2 separate regions of the Homo sapiens genome follow, and region 1 is linked to region 2. The links are chromatin contacts, found by Hi-C or POLR2A ChIA-PET in ENCODE. All regions are on one chromosome and are shown on one strand. The core of a region is the stretch at or near the end of the contact, and the rest is flanking DNA. Distances in the headings are between cores, read along the strand shown. Region 1 overlaps SEPTIN11 (septin 11). Region 2 overlaps SHROOM3 (shroom family member 3).

The links. A loop is a pair of places that touch in the nucleus more often than their neighbours do. ChIA-PET counts read pairs that join two places held with the same protein, here RNA polymerase II (POLR2A). Pooled maps may share reads with other maps.
Region 1: a pooled map shows a loop between it and region 2 (4-fold over the local background). The contact joins two enhancer-like sites. A Hi-C loop is called at or near these places in 1 of 37 single-sample maps with no recorded cell type and 5 of 50 pooled maps. POLR2A ChIA-PET finds 5 or more read pairs at or near these places in 1 of 52 experiments (activated T-cell).

Annotation. Positions count from the first base shown.
Region 1 is chr4:76,980,261-76,987,147 of GRCh38, reverse strand. All of the region lies in intron 1 of SEPTIN11 (septin 11), which reads right to left. Among named protein-coding and RNA genes, the nearest start is that of SEPTIN11, 34 kb to the right of the region's middle. Within about 2 kb of position 2,912, at least 20 of the 41 ENCODE cell types and tissues checked have a DNase peak (open chromatin) inside an H3K27ac peak, as active enhancers do.
Region 2 is chr4:76,781,135-76,788,265 of GRCh38, reverse strand. It overlaps SHROOM3 (shroom family member 3), which reads right to left. Exons shown (of 11, transcript NM_020859.4): 11 at 5,013-7,131. The region is part of intron 1 of SHROOM3-AS1 (SHROOM3 antisense RNA 1); the gene reads left to right. Among named protein-coding and RNA genes, the nearest start is that of SHROOM3-AS1, 18 kb to the left of the region's middle. RefSeq lists enhancers at 669-1,168, 6,036-6,330, 6,064-6,433, 5,565-6,524, 5,564-6,763 and 1 more and silencers at 3,719-3,788, 3,839-3,888, 3,899-3,968. Within about 2 kb of position 5,270, at least 6 of the 41 ENCODE cell types and tissues checked have a DNase peak (open chromatin) inside an H3K27ac peak, as active enhancers do.

The DNA.
Region 1 (6,887 bases), core at 1,663-4,162, 200 kb before region 2:
CAGGTAGATAAGCTCAGAATGCCAAACCCAGGGAGCCACTCTGGAAAACATATCATATAACCAAAAAAGCACTTGATTAATACTGAATAATTGTCCCAATTCCAAGTGCTATCTCCAAGTAACTTTCTCCAGAAGACTCCCAGTAGAGGAACACATTTTGCTTTTCCAGATCCTTACAAAATTAATGCCGTGTGGGGGTTTTCTTTGGGGCTGGTAAGATTTTCGGGAAATGTTACCTTTTAATTGTTTTGTTTCTGTAACATTTGAATTATTACAAAAGAAAAAAAAGCTGTAGTTTTATAATAGAAAATATATAAGATTTTTAAAATCCAGGAACATCAATAACAATAATACTAAATAAAGATCTTTTTTGAGGAGGTAAGCCCACAATATTTATTGTAGCTAATAGGTAGGTTAACAGAGTAAAATAGGAGAACTTAATTTTTCTAATAGTAGAACCAAGTCATGTTGAAAGTGACAGGAGGAATCGGAAAAGTGGAAAAGTGTAGTGGAAGGTGCCCAACATGTGAAGTCAAGACAAGAGCACCTCTTTCATAGTTTAGCTGTGTGACCTAGGGTATTTAACTTTGCCTCAGTTTTGTCAGCTTTAAGACACATTCTCTCACAGGGCTGTTGTAAAGAATTAATTAACATATTTATCTTTTGTCAGCTCATTTTACACACTTTTCTTGCCCATCCTTGCCCATGACTTTAATAGCCAACCATAAGCTAACAACTCCCTTTGTCATGACCCACACAGCCCAATCTCCTCTGCTGGGCTTCCTACTGTACAGCATGGCCCAGGCATCTCTAAGCCAACATCTCGGTGGAACTCAGCCTATCCCCATTCTCAATTCAAATAAGTCCTCCTATTTTTTTCACGCCAAATAGCAGCAATGTCTACTTCAAGGTATAAGAGAGTCCCCCAGAATAACATGTATTAGCATGCATCTGATAAAATCTGCACAGTTATAGACCTCCACCCTCTTGCAGGAGAAAAAAAGCCCACTGTTTAATCAGCTTAAACCCTCCCCTATCCTCTGAATTGGACAGTGAAGACTTGAAGTCATCAGTATCATGTTAGCTTTTCTCCTCTGTGCCCTGATGTATACCTCTAACATTTGCTGGTCACCCACCACACTCTTTTCGGCCAAATTTTTCCCACTCTGCCCTTTGGACATAACTACAACCAGTCTACTACCAGCTGGTTTCCATCCCTAAGCCCTGAAATCCAATGACTAACTTTGATATTTCTCTTAACGCTGCCCTCATTCGACTTCACCAAAATTTGTAAGCGCCTTGTTGTTTCAACAGAAGTCATACTCTCCAACCTTCTCATTTTCAGATAAGGAAACAGGTACAATGGCTACTTGACTAGTGTTCTTTATGCATGGGCCAGGTGGAGACAGAGTGAGGCGCGGGAGAACCCAGGACCCTGGTGCCTGGCCCACCTTCCCTCCATTACACTTAGGCCCGCTTTGCAGATAAGAACTCACATTGGTTGTGGATGAAGCCGAATCTAAAAGGCCTGGAAATACCATGCTGCATTCGTTCTCGTTCTTCCACCTAGACCTGCAGCCCCCTTTCTGTCTCTACAGCCTACCCAGGTTTACCTGGGACTAGAGTTTCACCTTCATTCCATCAGAAATTAAATTTCTCATATGCCCTTAGGAAAAACGCTGTTGAAAAGCAGTCCCCAGAAACAGGTATCCGAAGTGAACAGAGCCCCAGAGCTGCTTACAACCCCAGATAGGGGGAGGAGGGGAATCACTAGCAAAACAGCATTTCAGCAAACAACCACCAAGTGTGAAAATCCAAAAACTGTACAAAGCTAGAGCACTTTTTTCTTAGAGACAGAATGTTTTTCTAAAAGTCTGTGTAAACTCTTGAGAAGTTAAATCTAACTGGATGCCAAGAATTAACAACAACAAAAAAGACATTTTCTTCAGTTTCCAAAGACCACAGTCTCTCTCTGAGCACAAGTGACTAATGCCTGTAACAGCCGAACATTACAAAGTGCTGACCAGCAGAAAGTCTGTTTGGGAATGACAAGGTCCACGTGTGCATTCCAGGGACGCTTACAGATTCTGCAGTACTCCAAGGAAGACAGGGTGGGAGGGAAGCAATGTGACAAATAGGCAAGAAGTATTTATAAAGGCACGACCCAATTAGAAACAGATGTTGCAGCTGCTCTTTCGCACTGGCCCACATCAGAGATGATGAAAAGCCCGTCACCCAGCAGCCACCTAGGAACACTAATGAGCAAAGCAAGCGGGGAAGTGGGGAAGAGGTCATAAACCATTTCAAAACCCTCTTGCTGTCCAGTGGGTCCCAAACAACCCAGTTCCATTTAAGACATATCACGTCTCTTGCAGAGCATAAAACCACCCACTTGTCTCACTGTTGTTTATTTGGGTCATTTTTGTCCCTCCTGCCCTGTCTTTATCCTATGGAATATCTTCAAAACAGTGACGAATAGGAGGTCAAATAGAATTAAGAGGCTCAAAGCAGTTGGAAGTTTTTTCCTCAACTTTTTATGTCCTGTGCTACTCATATTCACACATCTATTCCTCAGTATTTCCTGTTTGAGAAATATTGTGGCTCAGTTCATCTATTTCTATTCACTGAATGCATTCATCAGCAAATAATGAAATATGGATGGGACGCTTCCTTCCCGATGCCACCATTTCTATCACCGGATATAAATTAGCCACTTCCTTTCTGAAAGATACCATATATTTCTGTGCCTTTCTGAAAAGGCAGGGGATTTTCAGTTACAGTAATGGCCATGTGATGGCAGTCTCTGTGAGAGAAGAAAAAAAAAAAATCCAATCCAGTTCCAAGCAAGTCATGAACAAAAGCACCAGGGCTGTTTCCCCTAGTCACAACCTGGCTGCTTTCTCCTCCCAAGGCATGTTCAGTTCCTAATCCAGGCTGACCTAGAACATCTGAGTCCAGTGACACATTTCCAGCACCTGAAAATTGAGGAATTATACCAGAAATGACCAAAACCATGATACATATTGAGGAAATAAACATACCAATTAACATCTGGTCTTGCTCTACAAATATTACTAAACAATTATGGCCAAAATCCTCAAGTCTTCCTAAGAGTTCTTTTTTTCTTTTCTTTTTTTCCCTGAAATGGAGTCTTGCTCTGTCGCCTAGGCTGGAGTGCAATAGCGCGATCTCGGCTCAATGCAACCTCCGCCTCCAGGGTTCAAGCAATTCTCCTGCCTCAGCTTCCGAGTAGCTGGGATTACAGGCACCTGCCACCACGCCCAGCTAATTTTTGTATTTTTAGTAGACACGGGGTTTCACCACGTTGGCCAGGCTGGTTTTGAACTCCTGACCTTGTGATCTGCCTGCCTCGGCCTCCCAAAGTGCTGGGATTACGGGCATGAGCCACCACACCTGGCCTCTAAGAGTTCTACTGTGTCTTAATCTCAACCCTGGATAAAACAATATCAGGATGGAATAGGGGTTGTTTACATAAATGTGGGGCATGTGCTAGTTTTCTACTGCCATATAACAAATTATCACAAATTTAGTGGCTTGAAACAACATCCATTTATTAGCAGTCAGTTTCATAGGTCACAACTTTGGGCATGGTGTAGCTGGACTTTCTGCCTGGGTTATCACACGGCTGAAATCAAAGTGTGGGCCAAGCTAAGGAGGTTGTCCTCTCAAGGCTCTGGGGAAATACCCTCTTCCAAGCTCATTCCAGATGTGGGCAGACTCAATTCCTTGCAGCTGTAGGACTGAGGGCCTTCTCTCCTTACTCGCTGTCAGAGGCTGCACTCAGCTCCAAAAAGTCACTGACGGTTCCAAGCCACGAGGTCACCTCTGTCTTCAAAGTCAGCAATGAAAAATCTCCCTGTGTCCCTCTCACATGTCAAATATCCTTCTTCAGGAACAGTCTGGTCCCTTTTAAGGGACTGCTTAATGAGGTAAGGTCCACCCAGGTCAATCTCCATTTCTAAACGACAGCTGTGCCATAACCTACCTGTGGGAGTGATATTCACAAGTTCTGGGGATTATGCAGAGCGTGTACACCAGGGGGCTGGGATCTTGGGGCCATTTTCGGATTCTGCCTACCAAAGTATACATTATTTCAACATCCCTATTTCTCCTGTGTAACTTTAGGATAAGATATAATAATGAATATTGGCATTTCCCCAGCTAAAAAAAAAACAAAAACAAAAAACAACAAAAAAAACACACAACTGTCTCCAGGAGAAAAAAGATAGATATTAGTAAAAGCATGGTAAACTAGATCCCTCTCAGGCTACCAAGGCAAACCTTTTACACTGAATCTGATAAGGGCAGCTAACCACAAACTAGCTAGCCTTTGGAGGAAGCCTTCCAAAAATGAAAGTAAACTGCAAATGTTTAGGTGTTGTGTTTGTAACAAGAATTCTAGGAAATACAAAAGATTCTTAAGGAATTTGAGTCTTATTAGGGAGATAAGTTATTGAGGTAAAATGGAAGATGATTTTGAAATGTTTCATGATGAAATATACTACAAAGATTACAGGGTTAGACAATGGAGATGAATGTGGACCAGAGCAAAAATGTAAAACTCTCTTAAAGCAGGTCAGTTTTGCCCTAGGTTATGGTAAGATGAAATAAGATCTGGGCCGGGGGTGGTGGCTTATGCCTGTAATCCCAACACTTTGGGAGGCTGAGGCAGGCAATCACTAGAGGCCAGGAGTTTGACACCAGCCTGGCCAACATGGTGAAACCCCGTATCTACTAAAAATACAAAAATTAGCCAGGCATGGTGGCACCCGCCTGTAATCCCAGCTACTAAGGAGGCTGAGGTGGGAGAATCGCTTCAACCCAGGAGGCGGAGGTTACAATGAGCCAAGATCACACCACTGCACTCCAGTCTGGGCAACAGCAAGACTCCATCTCAATCAAAAAAAAAAAAAAGATTTGAATAGTTGCAGAAAGGGAATGGAGATGGATGGAAAGAAAGAGGTAGAATCTATCAAGGAAGGCAGCAGGAAAAGGAAAGAGGCCCAAAGGGCAGGGAAATCAATGAACTAGGAAAACTAAGAGTAGAGGATGTAAGACTTTAAAACTGATTCTTTTTCAGTTTACTGGAAATAGTCCTTAAATGGGGAGCATTATGCCCAGGATGTGCTACTAAGTATTCGAGTGTCACTTGGGGGAGAGATCTAGAAACAATCACTGAGCAGCCACGTCATGAAAGACTTTTCTGTTTCCCACTCCCTAGTGTACTTACAAACATATCTTCCCACCAGACCAGCACACCAAGGGATCATGAGTATAGAATTGCCTCAGTCAAGGTTTTAACCCAGATTACCAGCTGGGGCAACCATCCAAATGGTAAGCTATTTGATGCAAACTTCTGCAGAGCATGAAAAAAAAAAAAAATGCATATCTTGCAGAGAAGCTAATAAACAGACTCTATTTGTTACCGCTACAAGTTCAGCCATTCTAATCAAGCTAAAGCTTTCTTACTCCTTCCTTACTCTGTTCTCCTTCTCAAAAAATAGGACCAAATAACCCCTAATAAATCAATAAATACTCCCACTAGCAGAGACAACTTTCTGCCTTACAGAAAGTTAACTGCACATTGTAGAAGCATCCACCTAGGTGTAAGAGAAAGTTGGTTTAGAGTTTTTCTCACACATACTGTTGTGCTTAGGAAAGCAGACCCAAGAGGCTGTATTACAATTTTCCTCTTTTCTCAAAGTTCTCCTATTGATAGAAGATTTTATATGCTGGCTTTCTTGTCTTGATCAGTTAATGCAAAACAAACCTTTTCACATGCTGCAGCTCACAAGAATGTTCCCACAGTCCTCTCCACCCCCTCCATTGTCCACTAAAAATGTCTCTTAAAGAGCCATTTTCTTTATCATTATCATCATGTTGATATGTCTGAATAATCAAGTAGGGCCCAAGTAGAACACAGGGAAAATGCAACTGCATACAACAATCCGTTATAAATCCCATCAGCTCTCAAAAAGAGATGATAAAATATGTGCAAGAGCACAGGTTACATTTTTACTCATGTTGTTACCACAAAGCACAAAAGGTTTGGGTCAGCAGCCCAGACTTCTCAGCAAGATCGGGTCCAATTCCACATCAATGGTCCTAGATTGATAGATTAAGAGTATGGGATATGTGAATGGGAATATGTTTCTGACAGTCTTGATAGCATGATTACAGGGAAGCATTAAGCTAAAATCAAAACTTGAAAGATTATAGCTTGGCAAGAGATCCTTGCTGTAATCCATACGATCTGTAGGAAGGAAAAACTGAAGTTAAATGAGACTCAGGGTGAAAGACAAACCAGAATTAGCAAAAATCTTAGGCACTGATCCAGGTGGCTGCCATTAAACACTCCCAAAGCCTAATGGTCCATTTGAATAATTATTACTCACATAGATAAAATGAATGGCAAGCTAAGGGAAATAAGTGATGATTACACTGGCAAAAACAAGAACTACTTTCCCATTTGAATTTGAGAAAAATCCAAGCCTCAAATCCCTTCCCACATAGAGAGGGTCAGACCACGTATCTCACTGTAATCATGGCTACACAGAGTTAAGCCTCTTTTGCCACAACTGCACCAAATGTACACACTTAGGTTGCTTATTACCGGGAGTGGGTTTAGCGCAATGTGGCAGCTGCAGCCACCGATATAAGGAAACAAGGCTTGGCAGCAATTCCCCACGATTCCTTCTCAGTTCCACTTCCTATCCACCCTTTAGCCCGGATATTAATAATTCAGAAGACAGTGTGACAGCCACAAGTCACATGCATGAACACCCAAGAAACAATCACTGTAAAACCTGATGTGTTTGGACAGACAAACTTGTGAAGCTTTAGTCCCCATGGAGAACAGAGCACCA
Region 2 (7,131 bases), core at 4,021-6,520:
GAGGGGAGTTAAAGGGATTCCTCTTGGTGTCAGGTATGACATGGTCTACAAGCAGCTGCATCAGCACTGGGTTTGAGGTGCAGGTGCTCAGAGCAGCTGTAGGGCTCAGAGTCTTACAAACCCATTGTGGCACTTGGGTCTTGGGGTGTAGATTTGCTCTCTGTGGCAGGGTTGGATGTAGGTTGCCCACACTGCCAGAATCGGTAACTCTGAGTCATCCCTTGTAGCTCAGGCAGGGTTGTGGTGATGGTTCTTCCACTGGATGCAGGCACACCACTGGCCAGACTCAGGAAGAACAAGGTGCTCTGGAGGTTTGGGCCTGGGGAGCAGGAGATCCCTGCAATCTGGGAACTTGAGCCAATAGGGCTCAGTGGCAACTCAGGTCCCATAAGGTGACCGTGTAGTAGTGACTCTAAACTAAGCTTATCTAACTTATGGTGTGTGGCCACATGTGGTTCAGATGACTTTGTATGTGGCCCAACACAAATTCATAAACTTTCTTAAAACATTGAGTTTTTTTTTTAAGCTTGTCAGCTATTGTCACCTTTCGTTAGTGTTAGTGCATTTTACGTGTGGCCCAAGACTATTTTTCTTCCACTGTGGCCCAGGGAAACCAAATGATTGGATACCCCTCCTCTAGACCATGGGATGGTGGGACCCGGCAGTGTCCCAGAGTGAGAGGCCAGGTGCGGTGGCAGCAAGTGTCCCAGAATGGTGGAGCACATCTCTCATTTGGGCCTTGGGGGAGCAGGGAACAGCAAGTGATATCTTCACTTCCCAAGAAGAGGGGCATCTCAGCAGTTTGTACTTGAGGGAGCTAGTCCAGCCCCAAGGAAGCACAGGGTACTGGAGTTGTTTGGCCTGTAGGGCAGGGTGTCTCACCTCAACCACTGCTCTATTTCCCTGGGATATGGGGTACTACATCAGCTCAGCCCTGGAATCACAGCTGCTCAGCTTGGCCAAGGCACCGATTCCCCAGGGGCTGTGCTGCTTCAGGACTGGGAGGCATGACTGTTCTGGGTGGCTCAGGGACCATTTCCCTCAGTTGCAGGGCCCTGCATCAGCGTAAGTCCTAGGGTGCATGGCTGCTCTGCGTGGCAGCCAAGGCATCATTTCTTGGGATGCAGAGTGCTGCTTCAACTTAGGCATAGGGGAAGAGTGGCTGCTCTGAACGGCTTAGGTACTGTTGCTGGGAGGCAGGGTGCCACTTCAGCTCCGGCCTGAAAGGGCAGGGGTAGGGGTAGGTGGAGTGACTCCACCTCTGCTTGGCCCTGGGGAAGGCTGTAACAGCTACTTGCAGCTCAGCTTGGGGATGTCAGGCCACTGGGATGGGGTGGTTTAGTGGCAGCTTAGCCTCAGGGATGAAAGGGAGCCGTGGCTATGCACCCCTGGAGCAAGACACACTCCAGCTGTAGTTTTAGTTCCAAGATGGTATAGCGCAGCAGCCACATGGGCCGTGGGGCACAGCATGGTGTTGGCTCCTTCTCTGGGAGGAGCACGCTATGTGGACTCCAGGCAGCTCCCCCAGCTGGGTTGAGTAACTGTGAGGACTGCAGGGGACTCCAGTGGTGAGGTTTGTAGATATCCAAGGTGCTGATGGGGATTTATGGAATCCTCTTACCTCCTCACCATAAGAAGAAGTTCTTCCTGGTTCCCAGCTAGTCCCAGTTTGGGGACAGGGCAATAGAGGCCCAGGATTTCCTTCCATTCTCTTTGGCCATCCTGAATTTCTCTGCTCACTGGGGTTTCTGTTACTTCTCTGATGCACCGTCCCTCACTTATTTTTGTTAAAATGTAGTTGTTTATTCATTGTTCTGGTTGTCATTGTGAGAGAGACGAGCACCAGGGGCTTCCAGTTGGCCATCTTGCTCAATGCCACGAATCTCCTGTAGATAGAAGTCTTTATTTGGTACTTTCTACTGATTTCTGATCAATATGATCTGAAGAGCTGTAGTTCTACTTTTGTTAGCAGACATACCATATATCTTCTCAATTACCTGTGTGAATGCACATATTTAATCATCCAGAGTCATGATGAACACACAGTTTTCCTGCTGTACCTCCCTTCCTACACATGCGTCTCTCTCATCTACCTGTAGAGGCACATTACTTAACCACACCGTAAATTGATTTTCTTAGTTTCTTCTTCCTAAGCACATTACTCCTTAGTTAGCTTTTAACCAACATTTGCAAGAAGGACTTACAATTTGTTTTGTTTGTTTGTTTGTTTGTTTGTTTGAGACAGAGTCTCACTCTGTTGCCCAGGCTGGAGTGCAGTGGTGCGATCTCATCTTACTGCACCCTCCGCCTGCTGGGTTCAAGCAGTTCTCCTGCCTTGGCCTCCAGAGTAGCTAGGACCACAGGCATGCACCACCACACCTGGCTAATTTTTTTTTTTTTTCAGTAGAGACGGGGTTTCAGCATGTTGGCCAGGCTGGTCTCGATCTCCTGACCTCAAATAATGCACCCACCTCAGCCTCCCAAAGGGCTGGGATTACGGGCTCACTCTGTCTCAAAAAACCAAAACAAAACCAAAACAAAAAAACAAAAAACACATTGAGTGATACATTATCAAACTGAGGTTGACCTTTTGAGGCAACTTGGAAGATGTTGTTTGTTCTTTTTATCCTAAGCTTAAGTTCCTTTTCTGCCTATCTACTTTCACTGGAAGGAGACATCCGACTACCTCCCTGCCTTTTAATAAATCTGCTCTAAACCATTGCATACAAGGTTAGGTATTCTATTTCTTTTTTTTCTTTTAATCTTTGAGGGAAGATGGGCTTTTAAAATTCTCATTTCCGTATCCATGAGCTGCCTTTGAATTGTTCCTTTTTATCAAATCAATTTTTATTACTACAAAATAAAGCCAATTCCTATATTCTGTTCTAATTAGAGATGAGGAATAGTTCTCATTCACTCTTACATATATTTAAACAATATTGCAACATCTTCTTTATATTTATTAAAATTTAAAATGAGGTGAGATTCTTAATTTTTCTTTCAAATTAAAACAAACAAACAAAACACCTGGGCATGGTGGCTCATGCCTGTAATCCCAGCACTTTGGGAGGCTGAGGCAGGAGGATTGCTTCAGCCCAGGAGTTTGAGACCAGCCTGGGCAACATAGGGAGACCCCATCTCTGCCAAAAATATTTTAAAAAATTAGCCAGGTGTGGTGGCTCATGCCTGTGGTCCCAGCTACTTGGGAGGCTGAAGCAGGAGGATCGCCTGAGCCTGGGAGTTCGAGGCTGTGGTGAGCTATGATTGCACCACTGAACTTAATGTATAAATATGAATCATTTTGGGAATAAATGAACAGGAAAGTATGACAGTTGCAGATGTTGAGATAGAGAAAAACATATGTGGAGACACACCAAGAGAGACGTAGACACATACAGAGGTATACAGAGGCAGAGCTAGGCAGAGAGAGACCTCAACAGAAACAAACCTTAGACATGCTCTTAAATCGGCCTGAATCTAAATCTATTGATTTAGATACTTTGAGTAATATAGGTGTATGGAGCATGTTTAAAGAAAACATAAATGAGAAACTGCTTTCCTTTTGACACCTCCTTCAAGAGATATGTTGGCCATTTTATAGGCACTGTTTTATTATCTGAGAAATGGTTCTTACAGAATCAGCAACTATAAAATTACATGTGGTATCAGAAGATAATGCCAGGGTATATATGTAGAACAATGTGTCTGTGACGGCTATCAATTTATTGGCTCAGCTCTGGAATAACCCTTCAATCAAGTGTCTGTGTAATGGGCAGGGTCCTTTTAAGCATCTTTTACAGTCAGCACGATGTTAAGCTCTCTCCATAGGGGGTGCTGTTGGGGCCCTTTGTGGCTGCTGCCTTATGGGTCAGTGGTATGGGTGTGAGGACATCTGATGGAGTTCTCTTCCAACCACTGCCTACAATTGGTGGTGCCTTGGGACCTTGAAGCCTCATTCTGGCCATAACCTTCTCCTGGGCCTGTGGATTACAAACTTGAGCCCTGAAAGATTCCTGCTGCATCAGTGCCCGGAAGGCCTTCTGCCAACACTGGCTCCTCACTCTCTGAAGATCCTGTGAGGATCACCTGTGACCTGGAGGGTTCCCACTGGGCAGCCACGCCTGCTGCAGGCCCCCACTCTGTGCACAGCCAGGCTGTTGGTTGCTGGTGGACTGACCCAGCCTGCACTCTGGAGGGTTGCTTCCTATGCGCTCAGGGACTGCAGACCAGTTCCAGCCTGGGCAAACCAGCTAACTTCCCTGCTATGTGGGTCGAGTTCAGTTCTCCAAGGAGGTCTGAACCTCAGGCTTGGGACTCTTTCCCAGTTTGTCTTTCCTTGAGTACTCTTCCTTAGCTCTAGGGTACCAGAGAGAATTTCCTTATGTCCTATAGTCACTCGTTTATCAGAATTTAATAACTCTTTATATAAATATTTCCCCTGTTCAACCTACTGTAAAGCAATAGCAATACCAGTGTTTAAGCAAGAAATACAGCTGCCTTTCCACCTAGAGAATAATTTATAGAATGAAGTAGGAATCAATGAGCCAGTTTTTTCATTCACAACTTTCTTCTTGCCTAATTTTGATTTTAGAGTTTCAAAATTGGGTGACAGCTGCTTTCATTTCTCAAAGAAAATGAACACAGTCTTGTTTCATTAGCTAAATTGTCAAATCCACACCAAGGAGAGGTTCTAACTCATATGTAGGATAACATTTGTGATGAAGCAACAGGAATCTGATTCCCACTAAATCAGTAAAGTTCCCACTGAAAAGGCCAGTTGATTAATTTCAGTCAGGGCAGAACTTAAAATTACTGGCAATGTGTGATAAAACTGATTCCTTTTGAGGAAAAATAATTAGTGCAATTAAATCTGAATAAGTGCATAACTTGTTTAAAACAGATCTAAAAAAGAGTAAACAGGGAACAAAATCTGTATCACAACCTTGGGGATTATATAAAAGTAGTGGAGACAGTATAAACTTATATAGCTAATAGAATAAATATGACAGGACTTTCAACTTCTGAGGTTATTTTTATTTTTAAATTTAACTTCAATTTCTGTTTATTTAAATTTTAAAAATTATTCAGATTATTAAATTCATGTTAGTCTTATTGTGATCATAACAGTAGGAACTGTACAGATGATTGGTAGTGGCTCTCAAATGTTAAAATACATCAGAATAACATGGGAAACCTGCTGAAATGCAGTTTCCAGCAGACTTGGTTTTGTCATAGCAATTGGTATTTTTAACAAGCATTCCAAGGATTCTGATGCAGATCGTATCCTGACCACACTTTGAGAAACCATTATTTAGTTTCTGAATGAGCTCCCCATTAAGAAATGTGAAGTTTTATTTAAAAATTAATAAGACAACCCTTTCTGATATTAAAATGGTCTTTATCATTTTATCCTATGCATCCCAAAGAGTTAAGGCAGCAGGAAATACTTTGTTCCCGATAATATATTCCTGTGTAGAAAAGCCCCTTCACATTCACTTGACCACTTTTTATACCTTGTAGGAAATGAAGTTATTTCTGGCTGTAGTTATTCCTTTTTCTAATAGTAAGGTGAATAAAATTCATGTTGTTCTAAAAGGAAAATAATAACTCCAACCTAACAATGAAGCCAGCACTACCATGGACAATTAAACTGAAGAGAAGTAAATTTGGAACCACATAAGAATAAAAAGCCAACATTTCCTTGGGTATCCAGAGACCCAGTATCTTAATAAGAGATGCCTGAATAACATACAAGTTTAAAGGTAGAGCTTAAAGCATATATTTACCATTTAAACTCATGAATTATTTTAGATGAGATATTAACAGTGGAGGAATAGGAAAACTGGGATGTCCCAGGTTGTTTCTCCTTTATAGCTCCCTCAAAGGACCTCAGTTAAGCCCACACTCCTCACCTTAAAAGACAGCCACTGATTCTTAGGGGTGGACCCAAACTTGTTAATCTTCTAGTCTGGAAACCAGCTGTGCAAAACAAACCCTAAAATGTTCCCATAGAGCAAAGGAAAAGATGTTTGGTTTCGACAGCATCTGGTCTCATAGAGAAACTCAGGCACTTTCACTGTGGATCCTCCCTTCATTCTTTGGGGTTAAGTGGCCACCGCAAGAAACAAAACAGCATGAGAAATGGCTGAGTCAACCAACATGTAGTGACATGCCCAGGAACTTCTCAAGTGGCCCAGGAAGTGGAGGCCTCCTGATTTTCTCGCAGGACATTGTCCTTTCCTGGAACCTTGCGGGTGGCTGGAGTATCTGCATTTGGAGTATTGCAAGATTATCTCACCTGAGTTCTGACCAGAAGTGTATCTCCAAAATTATCACATCCACAAAGACAATTATTGACTGTGAGCAAACATTCTCAGTGACATCACGCGTATTCTGAAACCCTGACCAACAACATGCTCCTTACTGTTCTCATGGTCTTGGCAAAGGATACTGTTGGGAGAAAGAAGAATGGTTTCTACTGTAAATGAGTTTTTAAAAATAGTGGGAGAAGAATGCAAAATAGGAAAGGGATAAATACATAGATTTCTAGCTAAACGCATTTAAAAGGAAACTTTGAAAATTTGGTTAGTGATTTCTTTAAAGTACAGAGGTCAAGTCCTATTACAATAAATATCACATCCACCTAAAAATTAGATTTCAAAGTCTCACTTGGTGCCTTACCCATTTCACATAACAGAACAAAGTTTCCACATAATGAAAGAATGGACACAATCCTAGGAGTGTCACAAGCTTTCAGATGTTTGTGGCATGCCAAGCAGCATTGCCTGTTACTGTGCTGTGGGAGTCAATTACTTTTATGTCTATAAATTAGAAAAGTGGCTGGGTGAAGTGGCTCATGCCTGTAATCCCAGCACTTCTGGGACCAAAGCGGAAGGATCCCTTGAGCCCAGGAGTTTGAAACCAGCCTGGGCAACATAGCGAGACCCCCGTCTCTATAAAAAATCAAAAAATTAGCCAAGCATAGTGGTGCACACCTGTGGTCCCAGCTACTTGGGAGGCTGAGATGGGAGGATGGCTTGAGCCTCAGAGGTTCAGACTGCAATGAGCTGTTATCGCACCACTCTGCACTCCAGCCTGGGCAACATAGTAAGACCCTTTCTCAAGAAAATA